Linked DNA regions of Mus musculus: all the other regions are linked to region 5. A link is a loop called in an ENCODE intact Hi-C map of the cell type or tissue named here. Cell type or tissue: left cerebral cortex. All regions are shown on one strand.

Region 1 (4,000 bases), 160 kb before region 5:
GAGCCGTGCTCCTGCACTCACAGGTACTTCTGCTGTCTCTCTAGGCCATCCCAGTTCCCTTCCCACACAACTACACAAAGGTGTGGGAGACTGTGCCAGGCCTTTGGTGCAGGACACACATCCCATCCTCCCAGCAGCTAGCTCCCCCTTACACCCCTCACAGAGAGGCTGAGGAGAAGGGGATTATATACATGGTATCTATTGCCTCATGGGTTTAAAGATTTTTTTTTTTTTTCTTTCAAGACAGGGTTTCTCAGTGTAGCCCTGGCTGTCTTGGAACTCACGCTGTAGACCAGGCTGGCCTCAAACTCAGAGATCTGCCTGCCTCTGCCTCTGCCTCTGCCTCTGCCTCTGCCTCTGCCTCTGCCTCTGCCTCTGCCTCCTGCCTCCTGCCTCCTGCCTCCTGCCTCTGCCTCTGCCATCTCCCGAGTGCTGAAATTAGAGGTGTGTACCACCACTGCCTGGGTTTAGAATAAATTCTTTTTCTTCAAGGTAATATTTTTATTGATTCTCTGGGAATTTCACATAATGCACCCCGATCACATTCACGTCCCAGTCCGTCCGTGTCAGTCACTTCACCCTTGTGACCTCCACCCCCCCTTAAATGTAACTGAGTACTTCCCATGCCACATCCCCCTCTCCCCAGAAGCTGTCAGTTGTGGAGAGCTAATAGTTTAGCATCCCTATCACAGTTGGTTTCTTTGGTTTTTCGAAACAGGGTTTCTCTGTAGACCAGGCTGGCTTCGAACTCACCGAGATCTCGTTCTCCCTAGCTCTGGGATTAAAGGCTCTGTGCCACCACTCCTGGCTCCTCCAATGTTACTTTCAATATGCTGACCAAAGAGATAAAGGGGCTCAGTGGCCTGGGAGGTTGGGCGGCTGTTACCATAGGCTCTATGGAGGAGTTAACCCACGGTAATAACTACTTGTAATTTTATCGTAGTTGGATTTAGTATGTCGTCAGTTTGTCACAGTGAGACCGACGGGTTACGTTTGTATTTGGTAACTCACCCTTCCACAGGATCCAAGGATGGTCCTCAGGTCCGAATTCAAAAAGCAGTGATGGGGGCTGGGGCCCACTCAGTGACAGAGAGCTTACTTATTAGCATGACTTCATGTGACCTCAGCCTGGCTAAGCAGGTCGAAGCGGCCCAGCTCTCAGGTCAGTAGGAAAACACAAAACTGCGCTAGGTGTGACGGACACCGGCCTTTAATCCCAGTCCTTTGGGGGAGGTTGGGGTGGGGTGGAGGTAGAAGAATTTCTGTGAGTTGGAGGCTAGCCTGGTCTATATTGTGAGTTCTGGGGAGCGGGGCAGAGGGGAAGGAAAACAAAACCCAGAGAAGAAAGAAGGAGAGAAAAAGAAAGAGACAATAATGACAAAAAAAAAAAAAAAAAAAAAAGCAAGATCCAATTTTCAATATGCCTGGCTGGCAGAGCTAAGGTTACAGGTATGAGATTGTCCTGACCCTAAAACCATATCCCGGAAGTGCAATTTTTCTCTATAGTTACTTCCAGTGAGAGGAACCAGGAAGGGATGGAGTCTGGGCTATCCCAGGACAGCTTCCAGTGGGAGTGGCCCATGCTTCTTCCATGGCCTGCTTTCCTTCGTGGGCTCCAGTCCTCTTGCCTGAGACCACGGGAGCCTCTGCAGGGTGTGTGTGGCTCCTGCTTCTACGGCTAGGGGCACCCAGGCTGGGCCCGTCTCTCGGAGCACATCAAACAGCGCTCCTCCATCTCGGTCCAGGAGAAGAAACTGGAAGACTGGGCTTTTCCCTCAGCATCCTTCTGGGAGGAGCAGCAGCCAAGGCCCTGAGCAGGGATCCAGGAGGGCCCAGCCAGCCCCCAGAGTCATCCCCAGAGGGACCTGGAAGGGAAATCCTGCTACAAGAACACAGCCAGGCGATGTGACGAACACTTTTATTTACAAATATAATTAAAAGCCCTGACAGTTAATCATGCTCTTCCTTGGGACCTGAAAAATGTTTTCTTTTTTTAAGTGCATGCAAAAGGAGCGGAGCCTTTTTCTCGTCATCATTTTTTATTGTAAGAAAATACACAGTTTGAAAGGATGGATAATGCAATATTTATGACCACAGATAGGGGGCGTGGGGAAGGGAAGGAGAAATAAACAGAGATGATTGGCAGAGAAGACATTGAACTCCAGAGACTGGAGTGGGGAGTGGGCGTGGGGGGCAGGGGAGGAACAGGAGGAGGAAGTAAAAAAATTCTGATCAGAGAAACAGTTAAAATACAATATGAAAATAAGCAATTCCTCTCCTTAGATTCCCTCTATACACAAAATACATGATTTGCCAAAGCCCAATTTTGTGCTACTGGGATTCTGTGAGCTCCTTTAAGTGTCCTCGCACCATCTGCAACCGCAGAGGATGCTGGGATACAGTAGACCAGGCTGACGGCAAGGCAAACTCTTGCCGGCAGGTTCTTAAAAACCACAAGATCTCTTCACCCCTCCCACCCACCCCGGCCCCAAAATAGTAATAATATGTTACCACTTCGTATGTACATCACAATTAGTTCCTGTAAAATGTATCAAATTTTCAATCTTTAATAAAACTTTGTTTTTTTTTTAATTCCTGATGAATAAATACCAAAAAAATAAAATAAAATAAAGTTATGCAGCAGCTGGTTAAGGTGTAAGGCTGCGGATTTTGTGTCTCTCTCCCCCTTGGCATGTATTGTTTATTTAGGTTTCTTTAGGTATTTTCTCTTTTTTTTGCTTTACTTTCACTGGTTGGTGACAACGAGGGATTGCTCAAAGCAACATCCATCTGTGTTCCATCGCCGTTTGTTGGTTGACAGACCCTAAAACCACCTCCAAGGTTTTCAGCAGGACATCCGGAACCGCGTCGTCGCCGGCACCGCAATGCAGGTGGTGGACGGCAGGGGCGGCCGGGTCTCGGCCAGCACTGAAAGTTGACATGGGGGGGAGGAAAGGGCCCCTGATGGAGTAAGAATCAACAGGCACTAGTGCGACACGGTGTCAGGGAGAGAGAGAGAGGGAGAGAGAGAGGTGAGGGGAGAGAGAGAGGGAGGGGTAGAGAGAGGGAGGAGGCAGGGAGGGAGAGAGAGGGGCAGAGAGAGGGAGGGAGATAAGGGGGAGGAGAGAGAGGGAGGAAGAGAGAAAGAAAGAGAGAGAGAGAGAGAGAGAGAGAGAGAGAGAGAGAGAGCAGCGCCCGTTAAGATGGGGAATGTAGTTTCGCAGGGTCTGAATTTTTTTGTTTTCTTTTTTTCATTTTTTTTTTGTAAATGGCAAAAAAATTTAATCTCATCTATAGTCCTCCTTAGGAAAATCTAATGTCACCAAATTCCCAAAGCCCATTCTGAGGCTCTCCATGTCAAAAGTCTCGGTCTCTCGCTCTTGTCTCTCCAGGAGAGTCTTGATCCTCTCACTGCGTTCCTTCTGCAGGGCAGCCAGCTCCTCTTCAATCTGCACAAGCACACAAGTGGCTCTCAGTGCTGATGCCCGGCCCACAGCCACGAGGAATCCCCCCTCCACCCCCTACACACACCACACACACACACACACACACACACACACACACACACACACACACACACACACACACACACCACACACACACCACACACACACACACCACACACACCACACACCACACCCCACACACACACACACACACACACACACACACACGCCTGCGCGCGTATGCAAGTGCATGGAGCCCTGAGAGCCACACTGCTGTCCTCCTCAGTCCGTATTCGCCCTGTGTTCTGAGACAGGGTGCTACTGAACTTGGATCTTGGGTTTCAGCTAGACTGGCTATCCAGAGAGTCCCCTGGGATCCTCCTGTCTCCACTTCCCTGTACTTAGGGCTACAGGGTGTGCTATCCACATCCTGTCCAGCTCTACGCTAGCTTTCATGTGGGGACTAGAGATCTGAAAGGAGGTCCTCATGCACTGACAGCAAGCCATGTGCCTGCTGAGCCATCTCCCCGGCCCCAAGATGCTTTGTGTGTATA
Region 2 (4,000 bases), 190 kb before region 5:
CTCCAGAACCACAGAGGACTGGGCGTGCGCCACCATGCCCGGTGACAACATTTTTTTTTTTAATTAGGTATTTTCTTCATTTACATTGACAAAAATCTTTTAAAAGATAATTTAATATGAACACTTAGGAGGCAGAGGCAGGAGGATCTCTGTGAGTTCTAGACTAGACCAGCCTGGTCTACAGAATGAGTTCTAGGTCAACTAGAATTACACTGAGACCCCTGTCTTATAAATAAACAAAAACAAAACCACACACAGAGAAATCTAAAAACAAACCCAGACCAGACAAACAAAAATCATATTATGCTTGGGGCTAGAGAGTTGGCTCAGTGGTTAAGAGCACTGCCTGATCTTCCAGAGGCTGAGGGTTCAATTCCCCACACTCTATAACTCCAGTTTGAGGGCATCTGACGCCTTCATAGATGTACACCAAGCAAAACTCTTATGCACATAAAAATAAATCTTAAAAGAGGTGGATTAGCCGGACGTGGTGGCGCATGCCTTTAATCCCAACACTCCGGAGGCAGAGGCAGGCAAATTTCTGAGTTCCAGGCCAGCCTGGTCTACAAAGTGAGTTCTAGGAGAGCTAGGGCTATACAGAGAAACCCTGTCTCGAAAAACCAAAAAAAAAGAGGTGGATTAGCTGGGCAGTGGTGGCGCATGCCTTTAGTCCCAGCACTTGGGAGGCAGAGGCAGGCAGATTTCTGAGTTCAAGGCCAGCCTGGTCTACAGAGTGAATTCCAGGACATCCAGGGCTACACAGAGAAACCCTGTCTTCAAAAACCAAAAACACCAAAACCAAAACAAAAGTGTGTATGGAGAGATGGCTTAACAGTTAAGAACACCGGCTGTCCTTCCAGAGGTCCCAGGTTCAATTCCCAGCACCGGTTCAGGGATCTAACCCTCTGACACAGATATACGTGCAGTCAAAACACCAGTGTACATAGAATAAAAATTACTAAAAAAAATACTACTCTCATATTTTCATTCATTTTTTTATGTGATTTTAGGAACCCCATAAGCTATCTGGCTGACCGGACCAGCCTCTTAACAGCAAACCCTGTTTTCAGGGGAGTGACGGTGCACAAAGTTGGAACCTACAGAGGAAGCGTCCTGATGTTAGCCCCAGCTCCCACATCCCTCATAGCACACGCTAGAGTTTGGGTGTATCTTCCCAAGTTCCCTGAAGCCTTTATTCCCGTTTGTTTGTTTTTTGGTTTTTTGGTTTTTCGAGACAGGGTTTCTCTGTTTAGCCCTGGCTGTCTGCTCACTTTGTAGACCAGGCTGGCCTCGAACTCACAAATCTGCCTGCCTCTGCCTCCCGAGTGCCTCCTCGCCCGGCTCCGGTGTTGTTTTAGTAGGAGGGGCTTATGTCACTAGATTAATCAGAGTCTAGGTAGAGTTAGTCAGCTTGAGGCTAGGTTGATACGAGGTGAGTCTATTCCTGTGTGCACGCGTTCCTTCCCACTCTATTCGTCCTGTTTCCTGCCGGGCATATGTCTCAAGCTGGCTTGAACTGGCTATATAGTAGGGGTGACGTTGAACTTCCGATCTTCTTACTCCCTTCTGTGCTGGAATGGCTGCAGCTCCAGATGCAGTTCCTGCAGTGTCAGGCAGCGCCCTCTAGTGGCTGAGCCCCAGCCCCAGCCCTCCTCTCCCCCTTCCCTCCACCTCCAGCTTTGAGAGGTGTGATAGGAAATGGAAACCTCTGGAAGCTGACCCATGCTCATGGACTGGTCAAGCATCAGTACTGTGAGCCAAATGTGCTTCTTCTACATTATAAGCCGTGGTGTCTTCTGTTACAGTAACAGAGAAACCGACAGGGGCAAGAAGGTAGAATTTTCTTTTACTGGGCACAACGGCACCTATCTTAAATGCCACTCATTTGATCCCCATTTTACAGGTGAAGAAACGAAAGCACAGAGAGGGGAAATAAACTCCCAAGCTGTCACAGCCTCACATCTGTTTATAAAACAAAATCGCTGGGGTCCTGTATTTCCCCAACGAATAACGAATTTTTAGTTTGGTTTTGTTTAATTTTTTTTTTTTAATATTTAAGTGGTGTGTGTGTGTGTGTGTGTATAAGTGCCTACAGAGTCCAGAGGTGTGGTCTGTGGTCTGATCCCTCTGAGCTGGTAGTTACAGGGAGTTGAGGGGCTGGGAACCAGTACAAGCTTTTAATTGCTGAGCCATCTGGCAGGGCTGTTTTTTGATTGTTCGGGTTTTTTTTTTTCTTCTTCTCTTTCTCTTCTCTCTCCCTTCTTTCCTTTCTTCCTTCCCCTCTCTCTTTCTCTTCCCTCCCTCTCTTTCTTTCTTTCTTCCTTCCTTTTTCAGATTTATTTTTATGTAAATGAGTGCTTATCTGCATGTACACCTGCATGCCAGAAGAGGGCATCAGATAACATTACAGATGGTTGTGGGACACCACATGGGTGCTGGCAATTGAACTCAGGACCTCTAGAAGAACAGACAATGCTCTTAACTGCTGAACCACCTCTTCAGCTCAGGCACTCATCTTATTGTGTCTTATAGATCTTTGGTTAACTATTGAAAAGATATAAACACTGTGCACAAAGAAACGGAACCACATCTTGTTGCTTGTTACTGTTGGGTCTCCCATTCCCAGAAACAGTCTTACTCTCTGGTATCTTGTGCTTAGCATTCTGGTATTGACTGCCCACCCTCTACCCTCCCTCCTCCCCCTCCCCTCCCTCTCCTCCCCCTCCTTTCCTCCCTCTCTCCCTCCTTTTTCTCTTTCTTCCTTTCCTTCTTTTCTTTTCTTTCCTTCCCTTTCTTTCTTTCTCTTCCTCTGTTCCTCTTTCTTTCTCTCTCTTTCTCTCTTTCTCTCTTTCTCTCTCTCTCTCTCTCTCTCTCTCTCTCTCTCTCTTTCTTTCTTTCTTTCTTTCTTTCTTTCTTTCTTTCTTTCTTGTATTTAACTTGTCAAAGCTATCAGGGCTGGAGTGCTGGTGACCCCTGTAACTCCAGATTCTCAGGAGGCCAAGGCAGGAGGAGACTGAAGCAGGAGGAGTCCAAATTTGAGGCCAGCCTGTGCTACATTGCAAGGCCGTTTCAAAATAACAATTTAAAGGTTACGTTTGGTGTCACATGCCTTTAAAATCCATGCCACTCAGGAAGCAAAGATAAGTGAAACCCTAAATTCAAGGTCTACAGAGTGAGCTCCAGGCCAGCCAGAACTACACTGAGAAACCATGTGGGAAAAAAAATGAAACAAATAAACAAACAAGCAAAACCATCAGAAAACAAATTAACAATTTCTAAAGAGCTACATACCGGTTGCACCTTAATAGCATTTGTAAGACTGTGATAAAATAAATTCACCTGGCAAGACAGGTTTCCCTGGTTAAGAGCAGGTGATGCTCTTCCAGAGGACTGGAGTTTGGTTCTCTGTATTCACATCCGGCAGCTCAGAACTGCCTGTAACTCCTTATCGCCTGTAACTCCAGCTTCAGAAGGTCAGACTGCGCCCCCTTCAGACACACACATAATAAGGTTGTTTAAAAAGTAAAAAAACAACAACAACAAAAAGATATACTTACAACAATTATTTCAAGGAGCTTAAAAAACACACCGGAAACAACAAAGAAACAAAAACCAGTCCTTGCAGGTCTAAACTGGAATTATAAATGTGTTTCAGTGGGACATGTTACATCATACGACCCTCCCCCCTCCCTGCCCCCCAGCTCTTGGGAGGTTGAGGCAGGAGGATCAGGAATTTCAGGGCAATACAAGCTAATTAACCACTTTCAAAACAAAAACAACACACAAAAAGGAAAGTGTTCTAGTTTTCTTTGGTTGCTATGGTGACCATTATGACGTCACAAATGGAGGCGGAATGGATTTTTTCCAGCTTATGCTTTGATGGCCATCATTGAGAGAAGCCAAGGAAGGAAACTAAAGCAGAAGGCCAAGGAACTCTGTTGCCTGCGTATTAGCTTTGCCTAGGCCCATGGCCTAGGGATAGCACCGCCCACAGTGGACT
Region 3 (4,000 bases), 240 kb before region 5:
CACCAGTCTCCTGGAGTCTGGGCCCAAACTAAACTTGGCAACTGGAAAACAAAACTGTAATTCGTACAGCACTTCCAAACAAACCAAGCAGAACTGGGAGGATCCAGCTTCATCTGAGACAGTACCTGCATGGCCCGCCGCGGCTGGGTCAGGACTTTGGTAAATTAATACGCCCCGCATACTTTCTGGACACCACGTGACGTACGGATAAGTGGGAAAGCCAACATACAGGGAGAGGAGGGCTCAATTAAGCTAATGAGCGTACGCACCCCTTCACATTCTCCGCATTTTTCTCGGGGAGGACTCTCTTAAAAACCTGTCAGCAGTTTCCAAGTACCTAACTGTTATTAACTGTAGTCACTGTCCTAGCTAAAGGAGATTCTGTAACCTTTGACCGACATTTCCCTAACCCTTCCAGGTTTCCCAACTAAACAAGGGATGTGTACAACAGGCAGAACGGGAGGAGGATTATCAAAGCCTCTTCCACACAAGGAAAGCCCCTTTAACAGAGGTGGAGGCAGGAGCATGGCTGGCAGCAAGCTTGGTAATCCTTCCTCCTGCCGAGGGATCTTTGCATTGCTAGGCTGAGCTGTCAGCTTGGAGAGATTTGTTTGGATGGTTGGTTGGTTTTGGTGGCTGGAGAGACTGCCCAGCCGTGGGTGCTGGGAACCAAACTCTCATATTTTTTGGCTGTGAGCCTAGCTTTTAATGGCTGAACTCTGGTCTCTCCAGGCCAGCTTGGAGAGTTTTGACTGGCTGCTCCATCATAATAATCAGCGCTCTGTGTCCATGTCACCTTCTTGGTGACATTGCTAACTCAGCAGGGTGACTAAGTCGCTGTCCTTTAGCTTTAGTCATTTAGCTTTCTTTACACTAGGGAATTCTGGGTTGAGTTTGTGGTTAGCATGCATCTGGGGTCTATTTCCTCCTCAAACCACCTTGCCTGTCTGTCACTAGTCACCAGCCATAAGCAGTTACTGAACCCCTGAACTGTGGAAGTCTATTAAGACTATAATACGGGGCTGGAGAGATGGCTCAGTGGTTAAGAGCACTGACTGCTCTTCCGGAGGTCCTGAGTTCAATTCCCAGCACCCACCCACATGGTGGCTCACAACCATCTGTAATGGGATTGGATGTCCTCTTCTGGTGTGTCTGAAGACAGCTAGAGTGTACTCACATGCATGAAATAAACAAATCAATCTTTAAGAATATAATACATGGAACTGGAGAGATGGCTCAGCAGTTAAAAGCACTCGTTACTCTAGCAGAGGAACCTGCGCTGGATTTCCAGTACCCAAATGGTAGCTCACAATTGTCTGTAACTCCTGTTTCGAGGGATCTGATGCCTTCTTCTGGCCTCTGCAGGCACCAGGTGCATGCATTGTGCAGACATCCATGCAGGCAAAACACACACATAAAATATAAAAAAGTAAATCTAAGAATAGTTTTTAAAAATTATAAAGCACACACCACACTGTAAAGCCTTAGCGGTAACGATGGCTCAGCTGTTACAGCTGCATAGGAGCCGCTTTGCTGTTCCATCCCCAGAACCACCTGGAGGCTCACAACTCTTTGTAACTTGGTACAAAGGCTCCGACGCCCTCTTCTGGCCCCCTCAGGCACTGCACGCAGCACGTGGTGCAGACAAACTGGCAGTTAAAACGCCCACACAGAAAAATTCTTCCGTCTCCAAAACATTCCTATAATTTTTGTTTCATGGCATAAATTAAACTTGAAATATTTTAGATACGTTATCCTTTTTAATTTCAACTGTTGCCTTTTTTTAATGTGTCTACGTTTAAATTACATATTGCTATTATATTACTCTGGGCCAGCAAGGACCCAGAGGGTGCCCGGCACATACCAGATAATAAATATTTGTTGAATGAATAAATTAATTGTAACCACCGTTCTACTGTTTTCTACTGTAATCCTTTTACAATAGACATTATTCAGTTTGAAAAGAGAGTAAAACTCTGGCCTAGTGTCTGGCCTTTTTAACAGTAGCTTGGTAGCTCCCAACAGCTCTGCCCACCGCCTACCACACAGACGTCAATCACTAGGGAAAAACTCTGCACTGGAAAAGATTCCGGTTTAAAAAAAAAGTGTGTGTGTGGGGGGGGGGAGGTGGTCTGGTCACAGATTGCTTTGAGATACAACTTTGAGGCATCAATGGAAACGAAAACGGAAGCTATAAAAAGAGTCACAGAAGAAAACAGTAGGGGCCATTTAAACAGAATTCTATAGGGAAGATACTGAAAGGTTTTAATCTAGATGGAAACCCGGGAGAGGAGCTGCCGCGACACCTTTCCCTGAAAGCCTGGCTCCTGCAAACAAAGAAATGTCATTTCCTAAATGCAAAGGGGACACCACCCCAGGGAACACCTGCCTTTCCAACAACCCCATCCGGCCCTGCCAGCCCTCTGGTGCATCCGAGTCCTCCAGACCTGGGTGAAGCTTCAACTTCACCGGAACAAGTCTGAGCCCTAGGCCTTGACTCTTAAAATCCCCCTACGGAATCTGTCTTTCAGCTCCGGTATTTGGGGACCCTGGAGTGTGGCGACAGCCCCCTCCCCCAGGTCCCCAACCCACGCTACTATTCCGTGATCAGGACGCTGGGACAAGAGCCCTCCAGGGAGAAGCCCCGAGGGGCTGCAGGTCTAGCCATCCCTAGCATCTCTGCGCTTTTCCAGGCGGCCAGCAAGTTCATCCCGTGCTCTCACTTTGAGCTTTCGTGGTGACAGCTGTGGACCTCACCCACTAGGGTGTCGGGACCTACGTGTCACCCCGGGGCAGTGTCCGGGGCCCCACCCCGTTCCCAGGCACCCACCCAGCGGCCGCAGCTACTACCGAGCCGCGATGGGCGCTGAGGCCAGAAGCCCGGCCATGGCGCAGGCGACCCGGGGACTCTGGAGCCATCCCAGTCCAGTGGGCTCGCTCAGGGACGGCGGCCGGTCCCCGCGGTGGCAGGAGGCCGGCTGCCGCAGCTGACAGCGAAAGTGAAACAAAGCTGCCCTCCCCGCCTCGGTCGCCGCCCCGCCGCGGCCGCACTCACCTCCGGCCTCCATGAGGACGCGCGGCCCGCCCCAGGCGGCGGGCGCCTCAGCCCCCAGGGCCGTGGGCCTTCATTCCGCGCCCGCCCCGCCGCGGCCGCGCCCGCCGCCGCCACCACCGCCGCCAATGCCGCCGCCGCTGCCGCCCGCAGAGGCCATCAGCTGCTTCCCGTCACATGGCGGCCGGCGGGGGCGGGGCCGGGGCCGGGGCGGAGAGCTCGCAGGGGAAACGCTGGGGATGCGGGGGCGGAGGCGGAGTGGGCGGCGGGCGCGGGACGCGGAGCTTCGAGGGGGACGCCGAGCTGTGGGGACGGAGGCGGGAGGCGGGGGGCGGGGAGCGGGGGGGGGGAGGGAACGCCGGACTAAAGGGACGCGGAGCCCGGAGGAAGCGGGGCTAAGGGGACCCGAGGTGGGGGGGAACACTGGGCAGAGCAGACAGAGAAGGGGGCAGGGGAGCCCCGGGCAGGATGGGGTTGGGGGTCTCCGAGAGCATCCAAAGTGGAAACCTAAAATTGGAGCGAGTAGAGATGGGGGTGGGGCGGGCAAGGGCTGGGGGTGTCGTGGAGAAACCTAAGGGACTGCTCGCTCGCTCGAGGCTCAGGGAAGCTGCCCGGGTCATGATGCTGGCTGGGGGGCAGGGAACTGGGGATCCCAGCGGGAGCTGAAATGCTGGCCTTGACAACGGCCCCAGCGGGAGGGATGCTGGGAAAGCCAAGGGGGAGGAACTAAGGGGAGAGGAGGTCAAGGTTAACCCCCACACACCCCGAGATTTCCCTCTTCGTGTCCTCAGATGCTAGTGCCTCGGGTCCTGGTCCTGTTTGTGTCGGGTGGATTTAACTTGGAGCCAGGGTAGGAGAAAAGGGGTTTTAAGTAGTTCCTGTAGTTGTTCCTTGGCTTTGGACTTTCTCATGGGCTCTGTAATCCCCTGGTAGTGTCCTGTCACCACC
Region 4 (4,000 bases), 120 kb before region 5:
TGCGCTCTTTCCTCGCCGGCTGCCTCTCTCTCACCCCTCTTTCTGAACAAGCACCGCTGTTTGAAATGCATAGTTCAGCTCTCTGCTAGTCCCCGCAGCTCCCACGGTATAAAACGAATAAGCGACACATTGCAGCCTTCAGTTAGGAGTGTCAGCTGATCGCTAGTAGGATGCCTTCTGACTCCCCGGCAGGCTTCTTCCCCCCTTTACCTCCGGAATTACATATATGCAAAAGCAAAGAGGAAGAGGAGAGAGACTGGCGCGGACGGACGCCTCAGAGCCGTCTGCTTAAAACGCGGTGACCAGATAATTCCTTTAAAAATGTCATGTCCATGTCTGGCGGGGAGGATGCTGGTGGCTTTTAACATAAAAGCGAGCCTCCGCCTCATTCCCTTGAAAGAGCTGCGTTGTCAATTGAATTGGATTTGTGAGCTGGTCGGTGGGGTCATCCTTCTTCTGGGGGGGTGGGGTGGGGGGATCAGGGGAAGCTTGTGGCGAGCCGCCTCTCTGTCTTGTGCTGGGAAGATTCGGCAGTCACTGAGGGATCCTGCTTTCCAGTCATGATCGTACACAGTTCTAGCACCTTCTCTCTACAGCTTCTGAAAGGATTTTTTTTTTTTTTTTTAGATTTAAAGAGACAGGCGTACAATTCCAAACCAAATGATACTTGGGCAAATGGTTCCTCAACTCAGTGTCGGTATGCCAGCAGACTGAGCGAGGCTGGGATTTAATGTCCTTGACTGATTTAATCGAGTCCTGTGCTTTCTTGATGACCAAAGATGATTAATAACATTCAAACGCCCCGTGGGAAAAAAAATAACATGCCCTGGATGGATGATGATGCGTGTTCCTTAAATGCAGCTGAGACGCCTTCTAAAGGAACGATGTTTTTAGAGGGCCATGCCCCCTCTGTACAGAACGAGATGGTCACTGTGTCGGCAGTGCCAACCCTTCAGAAAATTAACACAATGCCCCCTCCCCAACTCCCACCCCCACCAATACTCTGGCAATTTGTAGCTCAAAACCATGTTCAGTGGTGGGGGATTTTTAAATAGCACATGCTCAGATGGGGAAGGAGAAATCAATTTTTTATCCCCCAGGGTTTTAGGAGAAACCATTTGTTTGCATTTTCTCCAGGAGTACCTGAAAATTAAAAAAAAAAAAAACAACAACCCCCCCCCAAACATATAATTGCCCTTTCATTATAAAACAAGGGCCAAAGAGATTCAGAAAATACAAAATTATATCATTTATCTATAAATTAAAAAATATCAAAATGTGTTGATTTTTTGAGGGAAATGAAACATTATAACCAGGTTTTGATGTGAAAGCCGCCATCCGAGATTACATCCATCACAACGCTGTTTCCTTTTGTAAATCTAAGTGTTTTGATATGGAGGGAGGTGTGTCTTCACACCTGTGTCTAGACTTTCCATTTCTATATTGAAGTTCAAAGAATGAAAAAGATCTTTACATTTTAAAATCACATTTGCGTGTGTGTGTGTGTGTGTGTGTGTGTGTGTGTGTACTCGCGAGTGCGCTCGCATGCTCTCGCACATGTGGAGGTCAGAAGACAACTTTAGCGTCTGCACCATGTGGGTTTCAGGGATCTAACTCTGGCTTGGTGGCAGGCCCCCTTTCCCCAGGAGCCATCTTGCAGGCCTGAGAGCTCTGTAATAAACTTGTTGTAGGTTTTGTGCCATCAGATTCAGGGGAAGGCTTACAGCTGTGCTGGCTGGTGAGCTGGCTACTAGCCAACCCTGGCTATTTTAACTTAAACAAATTAAAATGAAATAAAATGGAACATCTGATTCCTGAGTCACTGCGACTACGAGCTATCTTCCATGGTGGCCGGGGGTGGGTGACATAGGCAGGGAGTATTGCTGCCACTGCACAAGCTGGGACCAGACATTGCTAGGGGTAAACATGCATTTCTTGGACCAGAAAGATGGGCTACCTGGAAAAGCACACTGTGGGTGCCGTGGCACGTGTGTGGCCCTCCATCATGTATGCATGCGAGATAATAATGAAGAAATGAAAAGCAATGCAATTCTCAAGCTGGGCAAGACTATAACCATCCCCCTAAACACATGCCTGCACTCTGAAGCACTAAGGAGGTCAGAGAGGTTGCAAGTTCGAGATTGTTGTGGGTCTCATAGTGAGAGCCTGTCTCTCCCTCTCCCAATAATTTTAAACAACAACAACAACACCCTTTAGTATATGTATTTTGAAAAACGCTTAAAGGATCATTTTAAAGTTTTCTGCATTACTTCTCAGGAAAGCTGACCTTGTGGCACAGGGAAAGGAGCTTAGCACGTGACTGGGACCCTGCGGCGGGCATGCGGTCCTCACTGGGCCTTCCTCTGATTGTCAGGTGTTTACTAATTAATTACTACTACCATGTCTAAAATCGGACTCACTTACATGACAGGTTCAGAAAGGGATGGGACTTTTTTTTTTTAATTTATTTTTTTAATTAGGTATTTTCCTCGTTTACATTTCCAATGCTATCCCAAAAGTCCCCCATACTCACCCCCCCATCCCCTACCCTCCCACTCCCCCTTTTTGGCCCTGGCGTTCCCCTGTACTGGGGCATATAAAGTTTGTAAGTCCAATGGGCCTCTCTTTCCAGTGATGGCTGATTAGGCCATCTTTTGATACATATGCAGCTAGAGACAAGAGCTCCGGGGTACTGGTTAGTTCATATTGTTGTTCCACCTATAGGGTTGCAGTTCCACTTAGCTCCTTGGGTACTTTCTCTAGCTCCTCCATTGGGGGCCGTGTGACCCATCCACTAGCTGACTGTGAGCATCCACTTCTGTGTTTGCTAGGCCCCGGCATAGTCTCACAAGACACAGCTATATCTGGGTCCTTTCAGCAAAATCTTGCTAGTGTATGCAATGGTGTCAGCGTTTGGAAGCTGATTATGGGATGGATCCCTGGATATGGCAATCACTAGATGGTGGGATGGGACTTTTAAATGCCAGCATCGTAAGAGAGACATAAGGTCTGGGGCTCCGAGTCACAATTTTGGTGACTCGGAGGGAGTCACCAAAGAGGCTCACTGAGAGGGACCTGGGAGAGGTGGCATCAGCAGTAACATTTCAAGTGGTGGTGATTTCATTTGTAGAGGCAGCCAGGGGCACCAAAAGCCACAGTGCTCACATCACAAAGCAAAACAGAAGCCATGCATGCACGCCCTATGAAATAGAACCTAGAACCTTGGCTGTGGTGACATACACCTATAATCCCAACTCTCAGGAGGCTGAGGCAGCAGGGTAGTTTTGGGCCAGCCTGGACTATATAGTAAACCTCTGCCTGAAAAGACAACAAAACTCAAACCGAACAAGGAAACTTATGAATATTTTAAGTTTAGGGCCCTGGTCATCAAATTAAAAGTCACTGATGTTACCTATGTGTTTAAACGTAAGGAAACTGGAATACATCCAGAAAGCCAAAATCTGACGTCATCTTCATTTTGTCTACACATTAAATAACTCACTAAGGTATTCATTAAGAATGCTGCACACAAGTCCTGCATTGATGGTGCAGATCTTTAGTCCCAGCACTCGGGAGGCAGAGGCAGGCAGATCTCTGAGTTTGAGGCCAGGCTGGTCTACAGAGTGAGTTCCAGGACAGCCAGGGTTACACAGAGAAAACCTGTCTTGAAAAAAAGAAAGAAAGGAAGGAAGGAAGGAAGGAAGGAAGGAAGGAAGGAAGGAAGGAAGAAAGAAAGAAAGAAAGAAAGAAAGAAAGAAAGAAAGAAAGAAAGAAAGAAAGAAAGAAGAGAGAAAAGAAGGAAAAACAACTAAACAACTAATGGTGCACACCTGAGTGTGAGCCCTGACTCAGGGAGAAAAAAGCTAAGATACGACTTTAGCACTTAGTTCAAAGACAGGCCCTAACTTTTAACTTAAATACAACAGTTAAATCAATAATGTAAGTCTTTCTTTTACCGTTTTTTCTTTTTAAAATTGACATTTATCTATCAATGTATGTG
Region 5 (4,000 bases):
ATCAATGGATTCTGAGTTCAAAAAATGATGCCTGTTAATTTGTTGCTTCTTTAATAGTATTGGGAGCTGCGATCCCACAGTGTGCTGGATTACAAATAGTCTACATGTGTTCCAACAGTTTACACACACACACACACACACACACACACACACACACACACACACACAGAGAGAGAGAGAGAGAGAGAGAGAGAGAGAGAGAGAGAGAGAGAGAGAGAACAAGCACACGCAGGAAGCTGACCTCATCCTCTGGAGAAGAGACAGCTCCGAGAACCTCTGCTGAGGCTGGGCTTGAAGAAGGACTCTTGTCGAGAAGGGGCTTCAGATCCCGAGCTGCTGGAAAAGCCGTCCCAGCTTTGCATTCTGGACATTCTTGCATTTCTGCAGAGAGGAACTCTTTCTTACAAAGAGAGCCAAGATTTAATTAAAACAAGGTAGCAAATAGGAAATGTCAAAAGAAATGCGACCCAGAACGAATGTTCTCATTTTTAGAAGTCTCTCTGGGGGCCCATTTGGAAATGCATTTGATCACAGAGGCTGTGAGAAACAGAATACTGTCCCCGGGTTCCACCCCGCTTTCTGCTGTGTTCCCATCTGCCGGGCCTTAATGCTTGTTCTGTTTTCTGCAGATCTGAGTTAACTGAATAGGGTTCCTCTGGACACATCTTCTCTGTCTCTCCAATTAGGGAGTGAAGCTAGGGTCTCCAGCATGCCGAACAAGTGCCCTACCCAGCCACAGGCATACATGGCCCATCCTTTTTAATTTTGCTTTCAAACAAGGTCTCATTAAACTGGCTGGCCTTGAACTCATTGTGAAATCCAGGCAAGCCTTGATGTTGCTCTGTCCTCTTGCATTTGTCTTTCTGAGCACCTGGGATTATTGTTGTGAGCCACTAGGCAGAGACCATAGGTTTTTGCTGCTGCTGCTACTGCTTCTGCTTCTCCTCCTCCTCCTTCTTCTTCTTCTTTTTGTTTTTTGTTTTTCGAGACAGGGTTTCTCGGTGTAACCCTGGCTGTCCTGGAACTCACTCTGTAGACCAGGCTGGCCTCAAACTCAGAAATCCACCTGCCTCTGCCTCCCAAGTGCTGAGATGATTCCTCCTATTCCTCCTCCTCCTCCTCCTCCTCTCCACCTTCTTCCTCTTCCTCCTCCACCTCTTCCCTTTCCTCCTCTTCCTCCTCTTCTAAGCAAAACTGTAACACTATGTTTCACAGGGCTACACAGATTAACACATGGAGAGATTCAGTTTCATGGCTTGGTTTGTTTTTTTTTGTTTTTAAGACAGGGTTTCTCTGTGTATCCATGGCTGTTCTGAAACACGAATTGCAGACCAGGCTGGCCTTGAACTCAGCCTGCCTCTGCCTCCCTAGTCCTGGGACTAAAGGTCACTTTGCTCAGCGTTGGCTTCTGAATTTAAGCCAATGTAGTTCCTGGAGGGAAATGCCCTATTTACTCAAGTAAAAATTAGCAGGTTATTAAATTACTGTTTTAGGCTAAAATACCTTAAAAATTATGTTTGGGGAAGCACAAGGAAGTTATCCTGTGGACAGCTGTGGATCTGGGATGCTAGACTGACGCCACCGTTTTTTCTTTTTTCTTTTCTTGAAAGGAGAAAGAATGACAACTCTTTTGATCATTTGTAAAACCGGTAGAACAGCTTACCCAGTAAATCTACTCAAAAGAAAGTACTGGCAAGGCCTAGGGACACACTTTCACCTGACCGGTGGATGAAATGGCAACAACTTGCCTTTACCATAATTTTTAATAAAGCCCCCATTAAGGCAGGGGAGCAACCACGCACAACATTTTCTGTATCCCACACACTCTGGCTGGCCAGGCGTCCAAGCCCACCGCGGGAACCGTTCGTGCCATTCACCTGCATGAATCAGAGACCATGCTACCTATCCAGGGCTCTGCAAAGCCTCCGCCCATCAGGTCGAGTCCATCCACACTTTAGTTTTGACTCCAGGCGCCGCCTGGTGGCCACTGCCAGAAGTGCCACCTCCAACTCCGGGGTCCTGACTGCTGGCGCGGCTGCCCCTGGATATGCCTGACTCCAGAGACTCCCGCCTCCGCCCCTTCCGCCGTGGCCGATCGCGGATTCTTAAGACAGTGACGCCGCCGCGGCCGCCGTGTCAGAAACCGTGGAGCCCCGGCGTCTCACCTACCGTCTCGAGGACGGCCTGATCAGGCTGTCACCGAGCAGCCCACGACCCGGAAGTAGCCGGCTGCGCGAGGCCCCCGTTGCCCAGCGCGGGCGCCGGGGTGCGGGGTGGGGGGCGGAGCTCGGAGCCGAGGGGAGTCCCGGTGCCCGCGGCTCGGAACCGCGCGAGGTTGCGGGGCTCCGGGGACGCAGCCAGGCGGCCGCGATCTCCGCGGGACCGGCTCCGCCGCGGCCCCGAGGCGGCGACATGAGCGCCGCGGGGCTGCTGGCTCCGGCGCCGGCTCCGGCTGCAGCGCCGGCCGCCCCGGAGTACTACCCGGAGGACGAGGAGGAGTTGGAGAGCGCCGAGGACGACGAGCGCAGCTGCCGGGGCCGAGAGTCCGACGAAGGTGCGGGTGTGGGGACGGGGCCCGGGTGCGGGTGGTCAGAGGTCGCCAGAGCTCTTGCGAGCCAGGGGTCCCCAGCCCAGCGTCTCTCATTTCCGCACTCGGGTCGGAGCAATGCTCGCCCTGGCTTTCTCGCTCCCAGCTTCTCTCCTCCCACTGTTTTAATGCCCCTAGCTCCGCTTGGGGAGCCGGAATGGGACAGGCGATAAGTCTTCCTTTGGCCGGCACCTCTCCCCCGCCCCCAGCTTTGTGACCTTAAAGCTGTCTTGTTTACCCACCTCCTGCGTGGTAGCTTGGAGTCCTCATCTCCTAGGTTGGGAGGGGTTCAATGGAATCGTGTCCTGCCACGGCGAAGTGGGCGAAAGGGGAGGTTGGGATTTGTTTTCAGGTCCGAGTAGTCTGCATTTGCGTGATCGCTCCTCCAGCCTCAGGTCTCGATCCGGGACCTTGTTTATTTACCTTTTGGCGGGTGTGAGGGACACCCAGAGGGATTATTGAGGAAGGAGCTGGCTAGGTGGGGGAGAAGCTAGAAGCAGAAGGGGCAAGGGGAGGTCTTTGTATGGGCGGAGTGGACAGTATTCAGGCATAGAGTCGGGCTGTAAAAAGCCAAAAGCTACCCCCAACTGCGGGCAGGATCTTAAGTCTCTCAAATGCGTAGTAACATAGCTAGCTGGCTCTAGACAGGGCTTCCGTGAAAGTTCCTTCCACCGAAGGAAAGGAGGCGGCTTTGTGAGGACTTGGGTCTGCTCCGGCCTCAGTGCACGCAGAGCAAGTTATAGGAACTGAGTGCGTTTGTTTTAACTATGGTTAAAAAACAAAACAAAACAAAACAAAAACAAAATCAAGGTTTAACTAGGGATTTTTCAATGTGAAAGGTGCACTTCTTTTAATGACCACGAGGGGGTACAGCGAAGACAAAATTGACCCTCTTCACTCAGGCCATTGGATCCAGATCTTTGCTTAAGACCAGTTTAAATTAAGCAGTTTAGAACACTGATTTTTCTGAGGGTCCAGGTTGGAGTGGCTCACGACTGTCTATATGTCGCAGGATATTTGATCACACTGTGAACCCCGAGACCGTGTTATTTATTGAAAAAAACAAAACAAAACAAAACTGTTTTTACTTGGGGTGTTGCTCAGCCTTAACACACACCTTTAATCCCTCTGGCTGGAATGCAGACATGCCCTTAGTACATATATTTTTAATCCCAAACAATCAAGGTAAAGTTAGTTTGTATTAGGAAACCCCTGTTTGAAAGTGATGTCTAATTGAGTGTCAGCAAGGTGATGGATCAGAGGCAGATTTGACAGAATGGGATATAATCAACTCTCAGGAGATGAGAGGGAAAAGGGTATTTAAGAGAGCAGCACAGAGAAGAAGAAGGAGGCGGTTTTACTGGGGCAGTTTTACGGGGGCAGTTTTACGGAGACAGGTTGGAGAACAAGCTA
Region 6 (4,000 bases), 380 kb before region 5:
TGGTTTTTCCAGACAGGGTTTCTCTGTGTAGTCCTGGCTGTCCTGGAACTCACTCTGTAGACCAGGCTGACCTCGAACTCAGAAATCTGCCTGCCTCTGCCTCCCAAGTGCTGAGATTAAAGGCATGCGCCACCACTGCCTGGCTGGACTTAAACTCTTGACCCTCCTGCTTCAGCCTCCTGAATTTGGGGATTACAGATGTGTGTAGTGATGCCTGGTTTGATAGTGTCAGTTTCTTCTTTCGATGTATTAATGTATTTTATTTATATGTATGTGCTTGCCTGCATCCATTATATCCAGAAGCCTCAAGCAGCCAGAAGAGGGCATAAGATCTCCTGGAGCTGGAGTTACAGGTGGTTGTAAGCAGCCACATGCGGACACTGGGAACTGAGATGCAGTGAGTTTCCTTAACTCTTGGGCCATCTCTCCAGCCCCAGTTTAATGACAATAAATTTACCTAAAAATCTTGCTTCCCCAAGACTACGGTCACACACGGCACTCTCATGGCTGTCAGTTATGGTCCTTTGATGGACACCTTCCAGCAATCATTTATTTAAACCTTCCACACTTTATGAAAAAAAAAAATACTGAAGCCCGGAAGAGTTACGTCATTGGCCCAAGGTCATCAAGGCTCAAGGCCAACAAATTTCACCCAAGTCTTGAACCCGAGTACCCAAGTCTAACTCACTGAGCATGGGATTCTCCATCCTGGCAGACAAGCTAACAGGCTTCAGAAATCCCATGGTTTCTAGATGAGAATAATCACCGTGGGGAGACCCACACATAATTAAATATATGGGTACCATTCTGTGGGCTGAAAGGAGAAAACTGAGCTGATCACCCCCATCCATCTGTGGGAAGACAACACTGCAAACACAAACCACCGTGTCAGAGGCCATGTGGTCAGAGCCAAGGGAGGACAGCCAAGGGTCAGCCCGGGCAGCCGAGCGCTGGCTTCTTACCCAGCAACAATCCACTAGCACAAAACAGTAACAGCGCAAGTGTTGGGCTTGCTAAGGCCAGCAAGGCCCCTCCTCCTTCCTTCTCACACAGTTCTGGGAGCTGGTTTTAAGCGCAAAGCTTCTTAGACCACACCCCTGGATGCTCCCTTCAGAGAAGCCCAGGGATGAGAGCATTTAGGGGCACATAGCTCTCTGGCAAGAGTCCTTAAGTATCCGCCGAGTCCGACCGTTTTCTAGGCCAGCCTTACTCTGGCCGTTTCCTTTTCTCCTGAGCCATTTTTGTTGTATTTTACGGAAGTACTGCCCACAGAAATCTCCGCACAAAAATCTTCCCCGTAGAGGGTGTGCAAAGCAGTAAGGTCCCCTTGGGGTGAACATCAGCTCCTAATTTTAAGTCCTTTCGCATTCGAAGTGTAACTCAGTGGCAGAGCATATGGCCAGCGTATAGGAGGTCCTTGCTTTGAGCCACGTAACCAATAGAAAAACACTGTAATAATAATTAAATCCTTCAACGTCACTAAAGTATATATATATTGGTTTTCCAAGACAGGGTTTCTCTGTGTAGCCCTGGCTGTCCTGGAACTCACTCTGTAGACCAGGCTGGCCTCGAATTCAGAAATCCGCCTGCTTTTGCCTCCCAAGTGCTGGGATCAAAGGCATGCACCACCACTGCCCGGCTAAATTATATTTTTAAATGGTTCCTTATATGTTTCTTCTTTTGAATGTGTTGGCATGCTGATGTAGGGGTCACATTATGGGAAGTGTATTAGAAAGGAGGAAATGAAGGCCGGGGTGCTAGACTCCCACGCTAAAGTCACACAACCAAAGCAGGGCCAGGATCTGATCTTGGGACATCTAATGTTCTCTCTGGGGTCCTCTCCTTGCTTCTCCACTGAAACAGTCACATGGTAAACACCTTTGGTGGCTTCGCCCCGCCCCGTGGCCTCGTCCTACCTGGTGGCCTAGTTGAATTTTAGGTCATCCTCAATTCAAGTCCTCGCAGAGCTAATGTGGAAAAATTAGTTTAAAGGGTCCACCTTCAAATTACAGCAAGGCTGGTCCAAGGGTGCACACTCTCTGAGGCCCTGCAAGGGTCACAGGTGCAGTTCCAAGCAAGGCAGGGAGCCTAGGGTGCAATTCTCCATCTGCACACCAGAGGGAAGCCTGGCACCTCACACAGCAAATGGAAATTGTCTGCAGGCCCAGACTCCAAACCAAGCATCCCCCGCACCTTATTACTGTATTCCGCATTAGCACGATGGTAAATTTAGCAGCATAAACACACACACCAAAAAAAAAAAAAAAAAATTAAAAGTCAAGACATGTGACAGCTCTAAAAATAACCGCGTCTCAAATCCCTAAGCAGGAAACTTTTCACTCGGTACCTAAACTAAGACGAACTACAGAGACCTGTAGGAAATACACAGGCGTTTGGTTTGGTCCTGCTCAAAGCCATGTCACATCTCGCTAAAAAAAAAAGAGGCGTCTGGAAAAATAGGGAGGGTGCGGGGAACACTGAAGAGGGGTTGCCCTGGATCCTCCAAGCCTGTGTGAACTTCCCAGCCAGCCTGGGCTGGGGCTCATTTCACGCCCCGATTTCACGCCCCGAGGTACATGTGGGGCTCATTTCACGCCCCGAGGTACGTGTGGGACAACGTCATACAGCTAGCATGCAGGCAGCCCTTGAACAGTCCATTCCTGCAGCCTCGAACTGCCTGAAACCACAGGATCTGACTTTGCACTTGTCGCTCCTATCATCTGGAGGCAATCCTAGCAGCGATGTGACCCTCCCACCCTGCAGAGCTCTCCCTTCCAAATTAGGCCCACCCAGTTACGCACGCACACCCCCACGTCCTTATCACGGATGATCTTGTTTACTGGTTTCCATGGTTACACCTCCCCACCACCACACCCCCATCAGCCGGTGCGGGTTTTCTGCCCGTGTTCCCTGGCATTTAGACAAAACGCACATCGCTGGAAATGGCCACCAGACCTCCAGAAATAAAACCCTGAGTTCTTTCTCAAAGTACAGCCTGGGCAGGACTGGCGGGATCCCTGGCCGTGTAGCCAAGGCTCTAAGGCTGTCAAACCCGCCTGGGTAATGAAATCACTGCACCCAGAAGCCTAAGGCCATCCTGCGGTTGCCAGGGCGACCATTGTCATAACACCCCTGCACGAGGGGCCAGCTGACAGGAGAGAGAACTGTCTGACTGAGAAGGTTTCAAACAACCGGGTCTATTGCATCTAGAGGCGAGGTCCTTGCTGAGGAGAACCCTGGGTCTTCTGCCCTGACTGGAGCCCAAGGCATGGGGGACCCCAGGGTGCAGTCAGTCAGGGGCAGTCAAGGGATGTAGAACATCCCATTGCCCACTGATTTGTGCTGAGGATAGCTGACAGCCATCTCTCTTTCTCTCCCTCTCCCTCTCCTCCATCCTCTCTCTCTCTCTCTCTCTCTCTCTCTCTCTCTCTCTCTCTCTCTCTCTCTCCCTCCCTCCCACCCCACCCCATGGAGTCCAGAAGAGAGCTCTGGAGCTAGAGGTAAACAGGTCAATATAAATTCTGGGAATTGGATACAGGCAATCTGCCCTTAACCACAAAGCCATATCTCCAGCGCCAACTTTGTCTCTATCTTTCCTCTTACTGTTAAGGAACATTACAAAGAGCCAAAGGTTCACAGTATAGACACTCAGTTCCCCGGTATTTCTTCCAGGAACATTATTACACTCTTTATATGTTTTGGAGACAGGTCTTGTGTAGCCCAGGCTGGCCTCAAACTCACTATGTAGCCGAGGGTGATGCTGAACTCTGGATCCTCCTGTATGCTTAGACATACAGATGTGGCAACGCCTCATGTCATTTGTGCTGTGCTGGGGATGGAACCCAGGGCTTCATGCAGGCCAGGCAAGTGCTCTACCCACTGAGCTACATTCCCCAGCATCAATGTTATTATAATATTAACGTTTATGTTATAACAGCCTGATGCCATAATATGGTTATGCTTATAATGTAATATAGAGTCGTGCATTCATGAGTTTGAA
Region 7 (4,000 bases), 170 kb before region 5:
TATTATTATACATAAGTACGCTGTAGTTGTCTTCAGATGCACCAGAAGAGGTCGTCAGATCTCATCATGGGCGGTTGAACTCAGGACCTTTAGAAGAGCAATCAGTGCTCTTACCTGCTGAGCCATCTCAGCAGCCCCCAGTATTTTTGTTTTAGTCAGATTCTCAACCCTGTAACAAATACCTGGGAAAACAAAGTTATAGAGGTTCGAAGTTTGAAACACTTAGGCCCATGTTCTTGGTGGCTAGGGGAGGGGAATCCCAAAATTAGGGACCTGGGGAGGAATCCCACCCTTTAGAATACTCAACAGGTGGGGAACTTCGGCTATTGATTGACAGGGGTACTTTCTGGATGGAGTCCATTTGATCCATGAGATGTAGATCTGAGTGGGTTTCCTGGAGCTTACAAGAGTCCTGAGGTCCATCCCTGGCACCACGTGGTACAACAGAAGGAGACGTGGACTCTCACATTTTTTCTCTGACCTCTATACTTGGACCTGTTGCAGGCATGTCCAGTATCTTCCCCCAACCCCCCACATATAATTAATAAATAAGTGAAAAAAATCAGTGAGAGCTGGGTGTGGTGGCACAGGTCTTTAACCCCTGCACTCAGGATGCAGAGGCAGACAGAGCTCTGAGTTGGAGACCAGCCTGGTCAACAGAGCGAATTCCAGGACAGCCAAGCCTACAGAGAAACCCTGTCTCAACAATAACAATAACAACAACACCCCAAACCAGCAAACAAACAAATCCGGGATCATATCGTCCCTGAAGGGTAGAGTATTCTATTAGCTACCACACTGTAAAAACCTAGTTTCATACATTTCTGACTACTTCCAGTCTTGGGAGGCTGCTGGTATCTAACTGCAAAGTTGGCGATGGCCGGTCCAGCTTTGCTTACCCTCAGTCTGGTCCTGTCAATCACACTTTCAATATCTCTTTCAGGACCCCTAGGATGATCTGGGAACCCCCCAGGAGATACCCACATTCTGAAGCTAACGACTGGCAACCTGAATTCCACTTTGTCTTGTAAAGTCACACTGTCTGTAAAAGGTCTTGTTCCAGCCCTTCAGGATCTCAGCAGTTGCTACTTGAAGGCACCGTGAAGATGGGGCTTGTAGTCTATCAACATTCACTCTTAGGAGGCAGAGTTGTCATTGAAGCCTCAACCAAGATCCAGCCATTCCTCTCAACCATGTGCGTGCAATTCTGCCCAAATTTACAGGCACAACATTTGGAAGGTTAAATGATGAGAGTTTCCGGTGTGGGCATTTAGGCGGCGATGGAAGGCCATCATCTGTGCAGAACTTGCAGAACTGCTGCTATGGAGTCACCTGCACTCCGCGGTTAAGCCCAACCAACACACTGATTGATTCCCGGGAGGTTGAATTTCGTTGGCATTTAAAGAACTTTTAAAACAACAACAAAAGATAACGCAGGGAAGAAACCTGGCTCGTTTGAAGAAGTGCTAGGGAGAAAGCATGGCCTTATCTCCGGGAACTGCGAAATGGGGCAGAGAGTCCTTCAAATGCAAAGGAGAAGCCGCAACATTAATCTGCACCACAGCCATGCACGCACTGGCCTGCAGGCACAACCCGCGAAGTTTCGCAGTGACCCTGGCGCTCGGACCGCCCAGCTCCGGCTCAGCCAATCAGAGAGCGAAGGGGCGTGACCCGACCTGCGGTTGGTCCCGGGGCGGCAGTCAACTGCGCAAGCGCTTTACGTTAACAGCGCTCGGGACTCGGCGTGCGCGTGCCTTCCAACTCTCCATCGCCATGGCCGCCGACATCAGCCAGTGGGCCGGGCCCTTGTGCTTGCAGGAGGTGGACGAGCCGCCCCAGCACGCCCTGCGGGTCGACTACGCCGGGGTGACGGTGGACGAGCTGGGCAAAGTGCTAACGCCCACCCAGGTACGGTGTGGGCCCGCCGCCGGGGAGACCGGGGGACAGCGGGGCGGAGCAGGCCTCGAGCTCAGCCTTTGTATACCGGACGGGAGCGTCACCCGACAGCCGAAAGCCTCTTCTGTAACCTTCTAATGTCCCGAGCTTGCAATCACCTCCTCAGGGAGCAGCCCGCACTTTATTAATGATTCCGGGGCCAGCGCTTTCTCATTAACCTGTGTTGCTCCTGGGGGTGGCGGTGGGGGTGGGATGCTGACGCTCAAGAGCGGTTCCAAGCTCAGAGAAACTGGGTCTAACCGTTCTCTTTATATATTTAGAGCGCAGGGTTTGAGATGGTGACTTGGAAGGTTTCCATTCGGAGCCCTGGCCGGTCTCCCTTGTCCCAAACTTTGTACGTGTCCTTGGCCGCTCTCGTTTTCCGAGGGCGGATTACTCCTCAGCTGGCCCCAAGCGGACCGTTGGCCACCATATTTAAAGGCGTTAGGTAGCTCGGGACCCTCAGTGAGGTTGTGGAGGAGGACCCGTTGCCACCGTCGGACTTCCTTGTCTCACCACTTTCTGTTAATAACGTGGGCAAGTGTTTGTCGAGGCTGGCTTGGTGTGTGTGTTACATGTAGGGTCTCACTCAGTTGTGGCCCTGGCGGGCCTTGAACTCACAGAGATCTGCCTGCTTCTGCCTCTCCAGTGCTGGGATTAAAGGCGTGCACCACATCTGGTTTTGTTTTGTTTAATTAAAATTTTTTTTTAGACTCCTGGCTCTTTAAGATTGGTTTTGTGTTTTTAATTATGTGCGAGTGTGTGGCTGTGTGTGTGAGAGAGCAGGGAGCTGTGGAGGTCAGAAGAGGCATCAGGTCCCCTGGAGCTGGAGTTGCACCCCCCCACCCCCCCCCCACAGGAGTGCCAGGAAATGTCTACCCTTTGCAAGAGTTCTTGGAACCCAGCATTCTCTCCAGCTCCAAGCTTCAGGCTTTTAGTAGCGGCCATACTTAGGAATTACCACTAATCTGCATGGGTGAAACTGCTATAAACTATTTTTTTTTTTGTCTCGGTAGTAAAAGAAAGGAATAAAAATAATAACCCTCATGTTTTACCTTTTGGGAATATAAGGTGGCAGAGTGTTGAGTTTTGAGAGCATTTCTAGATTTTTACCCCCACACTGGTTCCTTCCTACAGGTTATGAACAGGCCCAGCAGCATTTCATGGGACGGCCTTGATCCTGGGAAACTCTACACCCTGGTCCTCACAGACCCCGATGCTCCCAGCAGGAAGGATCCCAAATTCAGGCCAGTTGGGGAAAAGATGGGGAGAGGCTATCTATCATCCGGACACGGAAGTCCCTGCTGGACAGGGATGCGTGGACCTCCTGGGGTTACAGTCATTTTGTAGTGGTGGGGAGAAAGTCCTGGGCCTCGTGCAGCACAGGCTGAGACCCCCTGAGCCACAACCTCAGCCCCCCTCCCCCCGGAACAGGGTCTCTTGGTGTGAGGCCCTCATGCTTGCTTGTGGCTTCCCAGTGTATCATCTGCCTGTTATTGCCCAGCTTGAGAATGTCCTAGGTGTCTGGTGCTCACAGCCCCTCGTGTTCTGTCTCCGCAGGGAGTGGCACCACTTCCTGGTGGTCAACATGAAGGGTAATGACATTAGCAGTGGCACTGTCCTCTCAGATTATGTGGGCTCCGGGCCTCCCAGTGGCACAGGTAAGTAAAGGCTGTGTGTGTGTGTGTGGGGGGGGGGGATGGGGGGGAGAATGAGGCAGGGCGGGGGTGGCTACCACTGGGTTCTTTCCAAGCCTTACTGTAAGGACGGCAGAATCCTGCTTGTTTTTCCCCTCAGGCAAGTCTTTTCTGGGACAGTCAGCCTGTAGGATGTGGGTGCCAGAACTTTGGTTCTGATTGGGTAGGCCCTCTGTAGAACCACTTCTGGGACTCGGAGAGAGCTAGGTCTGTAAATGATTTGTGGTGGATTTGAAATATCAAAGCCAGGGCCTCATACTAGACAAGGTCTCTGTCGCCAGGCTGGCAAGTGTCCTGGGCACAGAGGGCAGGAAGGGCTGCAGGAGGCTTGCAGTGGGCTGCTGGGGGCTCTGTGGGCTCTCTGAGCC

The links. Peaks named below come from ENCODE experiments on the same cell type or tissue, not always from the same donor. Only the 100,000 strongest peaks of a DNase experiment are listed, where the experiment ranks them.
Region 1: a loop joins it to region 5, with 4 times the contacts of the local background. A loop is called at or near these places in 30 of 42 quality-filtered maps.
Region 2: a loop joins it to region 5, with 4 times the contacts of the local background. A loop is called at or near these places in 15 of 42 quality-filtered maps.
Region 3: a loop joins it to region 5, with 2.8 times the contacts of the local background. A loop is called at or near these places in 5 of 42 quality-filtered maps.
Region 4: a loop joins it to region 5, with 5 times the contacts of the local background. A loop is called at or near these places in 6 of 42 quality-filtered maps.
Region 6: a loop joins it to region 5, with 6 times the contacts of the local background. A loop is called at or near these places in 14 of 42 quality-filtered maps.
Region 7: a loop joins it to region 5, with 4 times the contacts of the local background. A loop is called at or near these places in 30 of 42 quality-filtered maps.

The regions. Positions count from the first base shown.
Region 1 is chr5:117,273,122-117,277,121 of GRCm38, reverse strand. It overlaps Taok3 (TAO kinase 3), which reads right to left. Exons shown (of 21, transcript NM_001199685.1): 21 at 2,021-3,449. The coding sequence ends at 3,288. Among named protein-coding and RNA genes, the nearest start is that of Pebp1, 12 kb to the left of the region's middle. In left cerebral cortex, a CTCF peak has its summit at 2,110; DNase peaks (open chromatin) are centred at 2,153 and 2,329; H3K27ac peaks cover 23 bases.
Region 2 is chr5:117,305,424-117,309,423 of GRCm38, reverse strand. No RefSeq gene overlaps it. Among named protein-coding and RNA genes, the nearest start is that of Gm52828, 6.2 kb to the left of the region's middle. In left cerebral cortex, CTCF peaks have their summits at 1,600 (motif pointing left) and 2,399 (motif pointing right); a DNase peak (open chromatin) is centred at 1,606.
Region 3 is chr5:117,356,529-117,360,528 of GRCm38, reverse strand. Wsb2 (WD repeat and SOCS box-containing 2) reads right to left here and starts at 3,224. Exons shown (of 9, transcript NM_021539.5): 1 at 3,056-3,224. The coding sequence starts at 3,068. It overlaps Gm42012 (a long non-coding RNA gene), which reads left to right and starts at 3,669. Exons shown (of 2, transcript XR_878716.2): 1 at 3,669-3,902. In left cerebral cortex, a CTCF peak has its summit at 1,613 (motif pointing left); DNase peaks (open chromatin) are centred at 2,084, 2,416, 3,235, 3,753 and 1 more place; H3K4me3 peaks cover 2,741 bases; H3K27ac peaks cover 2,509 bases.
Region 4 is chr5:117,237,060-117,241,059 of GRCm38, reverse strand. The region is part of intron 13 of Taok3 (TAO kinase 3); the gene reads right to left. Among named protein-coding and RNA genes, the nearest start is that of Pebp1, 49 kb to the left of the region's middle. In left cerebral cortex, no CTCF peak of the experiment used is centred here; DNase peaks (open chromatin) are centred at 106, 593 and 1,731; H3K4me3 peaks cover 1,173 bases; H3K27ac peaks cover 1,215 bases.
Region 5 is chr5:117,114,226-117,118,225 of GRCm38, reverse strand. Suds3 (suppressor of defective silencing 3 homolog (S. cerevisiae)) reads left to right here and starts at 2,233. Exons shown (of 12, transcript NM_178622.5): 1 at 2,233-2,554. The coding sequence starts at 2,413. In left cerebral cortex, CTCF peaks have their summits at 1,987 (motif pointing left) and 3,444 (motif pointing right); DNase peaks (open chromatin) are centred at 1,995, 2,512, 2,752 and 3,204; H3K4me3 peaks cover 1,941 bases; H3K27ac peaks cover 1,669 bases.
Region 6 is chr5:117,492,291-117,496,290 of GRCm38, reverse strand. The region is part of intron 1 of Ksr2 (kinase suppressor of ras 2); the gene reads right to left. Among named protein-coding and RNA genes, the nearest start is that of Gm42013, 10 kb to the right of the region's middle. In left cerebral cortex, CTCF peaks have their summits at 316 (motif pointing right) and 2,108 (motif pointing right); DNase peaks (open chromatin) are centred at 1,033, 2,144 and 2,828; H3K4me3 peaks cover 719 bases; H3K27ac peaks cover 985 bases.
Region 7 is chr5:117,285,317-117,289,316 of GRCm38, reverse strand. Pebp1 (phosphatidylethanolamine binding protein 1) reads left to right here and starts at 1,753. Exons shown (of 4, transcript NM_018858.2): 1 at 1,753-1,908; 2 at 3,073-3,182; 3 at 3,496-3,596. The coding sequence starts at 1,774. In left cerebral cortex, a CTCF peak has its summit at 1,605; DNase peaks (open chromatin) are centred at 1,679 and 2,178; H3K4me3 peaks cover 1,904 bases; H3K27ac peaks cover 815 bases.